Regions from separate parts of the Homo sapiens genome. Here region 1 is linked to region 2. The links are chromatin contacts, found by Hi-C or POLR2A ChIA-PET in ENCODE. All regions are on one chromosome and are shown on one strand. Each heading gives the region's core, a stretch centred on a gene start or an enhancer-like site at or near the end of the contact. The rest is flanking DNA. Distances are from core to core; before and after follow the strand shown.

Evidence for each region. Hi-C counts contacts between places; a loop is a spot of excess contacts on that map. ChIA-PET counts read pairs that join two places held with the same protein, here RNA polymerase II (POLR2A). Pooled maps may share reads with other maps.
Region 1: a pooled map of heart left ventricle shows a loop between it and region 2 (2.0-fold over the local background). The contact joins the enhancer-like site here to the promoter of LEUTX in region 2. A Hi-C loop is called at or near these places in 4 of 168 maps with a recorded cell type or tissue (G401, Panc1, gastrocnemius medialis and 1 more) and 1 of 50 pooled maps. POLR2A ChIA-PET finds 5 or more read pairs at or near these places in 3 of 52 experiments (AG04450, Panc1 and activated naive CD4-positive, alpha-beta T cell).

Annotation. Positions count from the first base shown.
Region 1 is chr19:39,951,589-39,955,722 of GRCh38, reverse strand. No RefSeq gene overlaps it. Among named protein-coding and RNA genes, the nearest start is that of PSMC4, 18 kb to the left of the region's middle. Within about 2 kb of position 2,087, at least 8 of the 41 ENCODE cell types and tissues checked have a DNase peak (open chromatin) inside an H3K27ac peak, as active enhancers do.
Region 2 is chr19:39,776,209-39,780,349 of GRCh38, reverse strand. LEUTX (leucine twenty homeobox) reads right to left here and starts at 1,496. Exons shown (of 3, transcript NM_001382345.1): 1 at 1,423-1,496. The coding sequence starts at 1,429.

The DNA.
Region 1 (4,134 bases), core at 838-3,337, 170 kb before region 2:
TTGAACTTGGGAGGTGGAGGTTAGTGAGGTGAGATCGTGACACTGCGCTCCAGCCTGGGCGGCCGAGTGAGACTTGGTCTCATAAAAACAAAACAAAACAAAACAAAAAGAAGAAAACACAATGTGTATGATATGCTATAATATGCTACCTTTTGCAAAAGAAGGAAAGGGAAATGCACAGACACGCACACTTGTATATGTATGTCTTTCCCTATATTTTCAAAGAGAAATGATGGAAAGTTGAATGAAAATCCCATAAAAATGGTTACTCACAGGAGAAGGGAGGAAATGTGGAGAGGACAGGGATGGCAGCTAAAGCTCTGTGAAGATAACTTATTGTCAAGTTTTGGCTCTGGAACTGTGCAAATGTTTTACAAAATTAAAAATATTAAAGGCAGTTCCTCCCCTAGTGCTCAAATTATAGTGTCTAAATTCAATTTGGGGCCAGGCACGTGGCTCACACTTATAATCCCAGCACTTTGAGAGTCCAAGTCAGGAGGATCACTTGAATCCAGGAGTTTGAGAGCAGCCTGGGTAACATAGGGAGACCTTGTCTCTACAAACAATTTAAAAATTAGCTGGGTGTAGTGATGCACGTCTGTAGTCTCAGCTACTTGGGAGGCTGAGGCAGGAGGATCACTTGAGCCCAGGAGGTCAAGGCTGCAGTGAGCCATGATCATGCCACTGTACTCCAGCCTCAGCAACAGAGCAGGACTTTGTCTCAAAATAAATAAATAAATACAATTTGGTAATCATAGGAATTGTGGCTCTTTTAGAAATGGATGATTGTGGTTCTGGGTAGGAAATGTACCATAAACCAAGACAGCTCCCACTGGTCTAAGGTTTGACCACTTCAAATGTTAAAAATCCATGCATTCATAAGGATATTACATACACACACACACACACACACACACACACACACACGCACACACACGTTTTGGTTACCTTTAGAGAGAATGTACTAAAACTGAAAATTGAAGCATTTAAGTTGCTTTTTCTGTATTAACTACAATTTAGGGTAACCAGAGAATTAATGAGGGGATGCTTCTTTGTATAATAGCATTGTAGTTAATAAATGAAGAGAAAATAATACATTAAAAATCCCCATTTTGCAAAGCCCTGGTGAAATAATGGAACTAGACAGGTTTCCAGATTTAGCCAATAAATGGCATGGGACATATTTATACTAAAAATTAATTGTCACCTGAAATTCAAATTGAACTGGAGGTCTTGTATCTTAGTTAGCAACTCTACATCAAGGTAATGATCAACAATGGATATTAATATCATTGAGACAGATGCAGAAAAATCATTTGATAAAGTTAAACATCTATTTATGATTAAACAATTAAAAGTAGAAGGAAACTTCTTTAATACAATAATGTATACTTTCAAAAATGCTACGGTAAGCATCATACTTAATAGCAAAATATTGAAAACAGGCTGGGTGTAGTGGCTGATGCGTGTAATCCCAGCACTTTGGGAGGCTGAGGGAGGTGGATCACTGGAGCCCAGGAGTTCGAGACCAGCCTGAGCAAAAACCCCATCTTTACAGAAAAATACAAAAATCAGCTGGGCGTGGTGGCATGTGCCTGTAGTCCCTACTACTTGGGAGGCTAAGATGGAAGGATCGCTTGAGCCCAGGAGGCAAAGGTTGCAGTGAGCTTAGATTGTGCCGCTGAACTCCAGCCTGCGTGACAGAGCGAGACTCCCTCTCAAACAACAACAAAAACCAATGGAAAGTATTTTCTTTGTGATCAGAAGCAAGACTAGGATGCCCCCATCATATCTTTTATTCAATTATCTATTGGAAAGCCTAAAGAAAAGTTATAAAGATGAGAATGGAAGGAATTAAACTAATTCATAAGCAATATGATTGTATGTGTAGAGAACCCAAAAGAACCTACAAATACATTATTCAAATAATAAATCATTTTATTTATTGACTCCTGGTTTTGTGACAGGCAAGCTGGCTGACTTCCTGTTTTGATGTGGTCCAGAGAAAAAGAAGAAAAGCCCCTTACTCAAGATGTAGCTTACCTAATCTCCAGCCAATCAGCATCAAAGGCCCAAGAAGCTAGTAACCACAAGTTCCTGCTTTAGGGGCCTAGGGACTTCCCCAGGGACCTGCAAGTACAGCTAGGCTTGTTTCAACTTTTCCTTATTTTAATGCTAAAAATCATGCCCAGAGGTGATTTAAAATGCTAATGTTATATACAATGTATGAAAAAGCGTGTTGAACCACTGTGCAGGCACCAAAGAAATCCCTCCTAAACATTCAATGACAGGCACGTCACAGCAGCTAGGCCCCTATAAGACAGATCAACCTGCTCCCTTTGGGGTGCAGCCCACCCTTTTCCTTTTGCAGTGCTGACCTTTCTTGTGCACAAGCTAAAATAAACATTCTCTTTTTCTTTCTTTTTTTTTTTTTTTTTGAGATGGAGTCTTGTTTTGTCGCCCAGGCTGGAGTGCAATGGCACAATCTCAGCTCACTGCAACTTCTGCCTTCCAGGTTCAAGCAATTCTCCTGCCTCAGCCTCCCAAGTAGCTGGGATTACAGGTGTGCACCACCACACCCAGCTGTTTTTTTTCGTATTTTTAGTAGAAATGGGTTTTCACCATGTTGCCCAGGCTGGTCTTGAACTCCTGGGCTCAAGCAATCCACCTGCCTCAGCCTCCCAAAGTGCTGGGATTACAGGGGTGAGCCACCACACCCAGCAATCTCACTTGATTTCTATCCTGGAAGACTACAAGAACCAAGGATGATTGTAACATCTCCTGGTACCCCAGATGGGACCCTCATTTTAGGTCCCCACAGGAGTTAGCAAGACTTCCTGGAGGACAGAGGCAACTGACCAGGTGGTAACAAAGGTGGCCACTCTGGACCATTGCTTTGGTGTTGGTGCTTTGGAGAGTCAAGTCTGGACCCTAGGTGAGTCTGCTCTTCTTCTTCTCTCTCTCTCTCTCTCTCTCTCTCTCTCTCTCACCAGATGCCCAGTAAATGGCATGGCCAGGATTATATCTGGCCATCTCCTCTGCGTATTTCTTACCCTTTCCAAGATTTGAAACTTTCACCAGGAGTACAATGAGTGAGGACTACTAGAACATCTTGTCAAGTCAAAGGAAATGTTAGACTAAACTTAATACATTAATCACTAAACCTATCTGGATTGTTCAAGAACCGGCCAAACCAATCCTTGCCTTGACTTATGTCTGACATTGATAAGGGCCTCTTTCTTTCTTTTGTCTCTCCTTCTCTCCCTTATTTTTGGAAATTTGGGTGGGAAGTTGGGGTGATTCCAGTTAGCCCTTCTGGGAAACTTGCGTAGGCAGTTGGAGTGATTCTGGCTGGCCCTTCTGAGATTGGTCTAGGGAACTGCCCCAGACATGTGTGGGCTAGGTACCAGCCGGCAATCTGGAATTCTCTTTTGTTTCAAATACTGAAACCACTCAGTATTTTCCCTGACCGTATTCTTCTTTGTGGAGCCTGGACGTTTATAATCTGTTTTGTCAGTTGTCTGAATGGAAATGCGTTCTTGTTTCTGGTCCTTGTTGCATGGGTGAAGCCACCCTCCAGGATTCTTGGAAGGAAGCCTTACTCATTAGGCCAGATGAAATTTTTCCTCTGTCTAGTACATCATCTCGTTTCTTGTTAGAGTCCATGTAAATAAATGTGGGTGTAGAGTAAGTTCTACTTGGAGCTGATGTAAAATCTACTACTTGCTAGACTTTGTGGGTTGAAGCTGGCAAATCCAAGAGCTAAAGGCTCTCAAGCCCCCTCGTTCTGCTCTCCTCCCTCTGTCCTCTTTGGCTTGCTTAGTTCTTGCCAGGGATTTGAAGGTCTGGGATGAGTCAGACCAGGATGTGTGCTGCAATTGTGAAGACTGTCAGAGTCAGAGGCTGCATCCCTCACCAGACCTCTTGATTACAGGACACCAGCTCTACCATGGGAAACACTACAGACGTCCCAAAAGATTCCCCCCCTTGGATGCATCCTCTGTAATTGGGATCAGTTTAAATGAGATATTACAAAGAAAAAGAAGCTCGTGTTTCTCTGTGATGTTGCTTGGCCTCAGTATCCCCTGGGGTACCAAGAGAAATGACCTGAGAATGGGGTCCTTCAGTTACAAC
Region 2 (4,141 bases), core at 247-2,746:
AAAGGAATGGTAATTAGAATTCTACTGGTCTTTAGAAAAGCAACACTGCACATTGATAAGTTATAGGAGGTAAAATCGAGGAAGGATGTGGCTTTGAGTTTAAAATCATCTACCAAGCTGAGAGGTCAATATGTAAAATCGACTAATTAGTATTTTTGTAAGTTTAGTATTAAACAATAGGAAAATGTATTAGAAGAGCCAGGTACAAGTTTTGATAAGTGAGCTTGTTGATGCATAATTTTTCTATTAGAATCAAATCATTTTAAGAAGTTAAAATAAAATGTAACTAAAATTACATTTATGTCCCCAGCCAAGAAATACACTTTTTTTGTTTTTGAGACAGAGTCTTGCTCTGTTGCCCAAGCTGGAGTACAGCGGTGCAATCTCAGATTGCTGCAACCTCTGCCTCCCAGGTTCAAGCAATTCTTGTGTCTCAGCCTCCCAAGTAGCTGGAACCACAGGCACATGCCACCATGCCTGGCTAATTTTTGTATTTTTAGTAGTGACAGGGTTTTGCCATGTTGTCCAGGCTGGTCTTGAACTCCTGGCCTCAAGAGATCCGCCTGCCTTGGCATCTGAAAGTGTTGGAATTACAGGTGTGAGCCACCATGCCCAGCCAGTAATATACTTCTAAACTACGTTTTACAAGTACAATTATAAAAGGAAAATGTTGATAAATATCACAATGACAACTTTTAGAATATTTGTACAACGGTACTCATAAGTAAATTGAAAAACACAAGCCAGGCTGGGAGAATATATTTGCAACACATATAAGAGATAAATTATTAGTGTCTAGAAGACAACAAAAATATTCTACTAAGCCTCAAGAAAAAAAACATACTAAAAACTGGGAAATGATATAAATATAAAAATTAGCATAGGGGAAAAACAGAATGGCCTTTAAAATAGAGTGAACAGATTCAATCACACGGGTTAGTAAAGAAATGGGAATTAAAGATCACATACTATTTTATACCCATCAATGGACTGACATTTAAAAAGTATGAAAGTTACCAGGCATTAAAAAGGATGTGAGTTCAAGACGACCTTAGGCAACAGAGTGAGATCCTGTCTCTACAAAAAATTTAAAAATTAGCGGGACATGGTGGCACACACTTATAAGTCCCAGCTACTCCTGAGGGTGAGGTGGGAGGATCACTAGGGCCTAGGAGCTCGAGGCCAGCCTGGGCAACATACCAAGACCCCATCTCTTTAAAAAAGAGATGTGGAGAAACAAATTCCTAAGTTACTAGAATCCCTTGCAAAGTGTTTTTCAAACAATCCTTGTTGGTATAACCCAGTGGTTTCTAAATTTACCCAGTGGTTTCTAAGAAGCCACCACAAGGTCCCACACCTCTCACTTGATTTGTCTGCAACCCAATCACTGAAACCCCAGCCTCTTGCCTTCGCCCAACTTACCAAACATGGTGTCCTCTAGAAATGAGTGGGTTCGATCAGCTGTGTGCTGCAGAGCTCCTGAGCTGAGTCTATGTGACTGCTGGGCTAAAAGACCCGCTTATTTAAGCAGAATTTTAATGTAATCATGTCCCCACCCTGTCCTACCCTAATACCACGCCCTCCAATAATCCATTCAATATCTGTTTATTTAGAACCTATTATATGCCTGATGCTGTGTAGGGCACTGGGAATAAAACTATGTTTAAAAAAAAAAAAAAAAAAAAAGACTGATCCTTGACTCCAGAGAGTGGAAGAAAACAAAAGAAAGTGGAGCGAACTGAAAATGGATAAAATGTTCAAAAATGTCACTTGGGATCAATGAGTAAATAAACAAGGCGCTGAGAGAAAAATAAGTTGGTAAGATGATTCAAACTGGAAGGTGAAGGAGGTGCCCTGTGCGTGGACGGCTTCCAGTGAGACCCGGAGTGCAGCAGGAGGCATCCTGCTAGGAGTTTGGGATGATGGGAGTTAAGCCCTTCACCCGCCCATCTCGGTTCAACCTCTTCCAGTTGAGACAGCAATGGATGACAGTGAAGAACTTGGCAGAGCCTAAACCATAGGGGATCTTGTATCTTCTCTTGAGTATGGATTTGGGGGCAGCTGGGGAGCCCATAACGAGTTTTCAGCAAGGAAACTTAAAATATAAATTGCATTAAAAGAATCATGCTTCTTTCTTTCCTCTGAGCATCCCTCTCTCTGTCCCTCTGTTACTCATTTACTCCACCTTTCAGGCACCTTATTAACTCATTTATTTATTCCTCCCCCTAACGTTCTTCTCCATGATGGGTCTTATTTGTGGGGTGAGTGTAATTCACTAGACAGATCTAGTCTCTATCCATGAGATATGGCCTCCCCACACTCAATGTGGACCCAAGCTTTCTGAAGCAGAGATGGGACTCTGGTCTTGGCCCATCTTATACTACCCCTCAACTCTGTCCTCTCCCGCAACCTCCACACCCCCACCAGGTTGGTTTGGAAAAGTCTTGGACTAGCGAAAGAACTCTGTCTCTGGGAACATTGCAGGTAGCCTGAAGGCCAAATGATTGAAGGACCCATCTGTATCTTTTTACGTTTTGTTTTAGGGTCTCACTCTGTTGCCCAGACTAGAGTGCAGTGGTGCCATCATAGCTCACTGCAGCCTTCAACTCCTGGGCTCAAGAGATCGTCCAGCCTTGGCCTGCCAAAGTGCTAGTGAGCCATTGCACCTGGCCCCATCTATGTCTTTTACAGGAATAAAATTCAGGAACACTTCTAACACAGTCAAGGGTAGAAACTCCCAAATCCTATCGGAAAGGATAAAGTGGGCCTCAAATTTTCCGTTTAAATGTTAGAATCAGTCCCTGGAGTTGCCCTATGACACTAATGAGGATGGAAAGAGAGTGATATATTCAAAGGGTATGACCTCCCCAATAGCAGGGAATTTTGCAGAACTTAACGTTAAAACACCCCTGACACTTCTTCATTTGTTTGCTTAATTATTTGAATGCCTGCTCTGCTAAGATTTGTTCCAGTGACTAGGAAATTGGGATTTACAAAAATAGAACTCACTGCCGCCTTCCCAAGTGCTGGCATTCTAGGGAGGGAAGCAGGAAATAAAAAAGGAAACAAGACAATACGCAGTTCTGATTATGATACTACTGGTGTTATGAATGCCACCAACAGCACTGATTCAGAGGATGTGCAGTAGTTTTAAGGTAAGGTAAGATGTCTCTGAGGAAGTATCATTTTCACTGAAGGAGAGGGAAGAGTGTTCTAAGCAAAGGGAACATCAAGTGCAAAGGCCCAGAGACATGAAAAACCTTTTCATGTCTGAGGTGCAGATAAGAGGCCACTGTAGTTGAGGTGTGTTGTGGGAGAGGAATATCGGGAAAAGCTCAAACTGGAAAGGCCAACCAAGGTCGGGGCAAGGTGAAGAAGTTTGAATTTTATTCCAAGTGAAGGACAAAGCCATTCAAGGGGCCTTGGGAGACACAGAACACTCAGTTCACTTTCTTTCCCTTTTTTCTTTCTTTTTTTGAGATGGGGTCTCGCTCTATCACCCAGGCAGTGGTGTGATCTCGGCTCAGTGCAACCTCCGCCTCCCAGGCTCAAGGGATCCTCCCGCCTCAGCCTCCCAAGCAGCTGGGACTACAGGAATGAGCAACTGCACCCAGTCTCAGCTCACTTTTCTTACCACAAGCTACTTGAGAAATGAAAGAAAAAAATCGCCTCACCTTGAGAAAGTTGCTTGAGATTCCAGGTGCCCGCCTGACAGGCAGGTTCCACGGAGGCATGAGGCTGAAAACCGTGTGCAGTTACAGTTTCTCTTTTTGTTGCATTTGTTTGGAGCACACCCTCCCCTTACTTTCAGAGGCCTCATTCCCTACTTTCTCATCAAAGGCTTCTCTCATACGCCCCAGGCCAGGTCAGAACTTCTGTGTGGTGCGGCAGCACTCCCGGAGCTTCACCATACCTCGCTATGTTTATTTGCGTGGGTTTTCTGGGAATGTTGGTCTCCATGAGGGAGGTTGTGGGTCTTTCCCTGTGATCCTCAGAGCCCTGCACAGGACCTGGCCCATGGTAGTTGCTCATTATAAGAGTTTAGGAGACATGAATAAAATATTGGACTCTCCCTGGGGGAAAGTGGCTGTAGTTGACCTTGCTACTGTGAGATTTCAAATGTAAATAAAATATTTGCCTA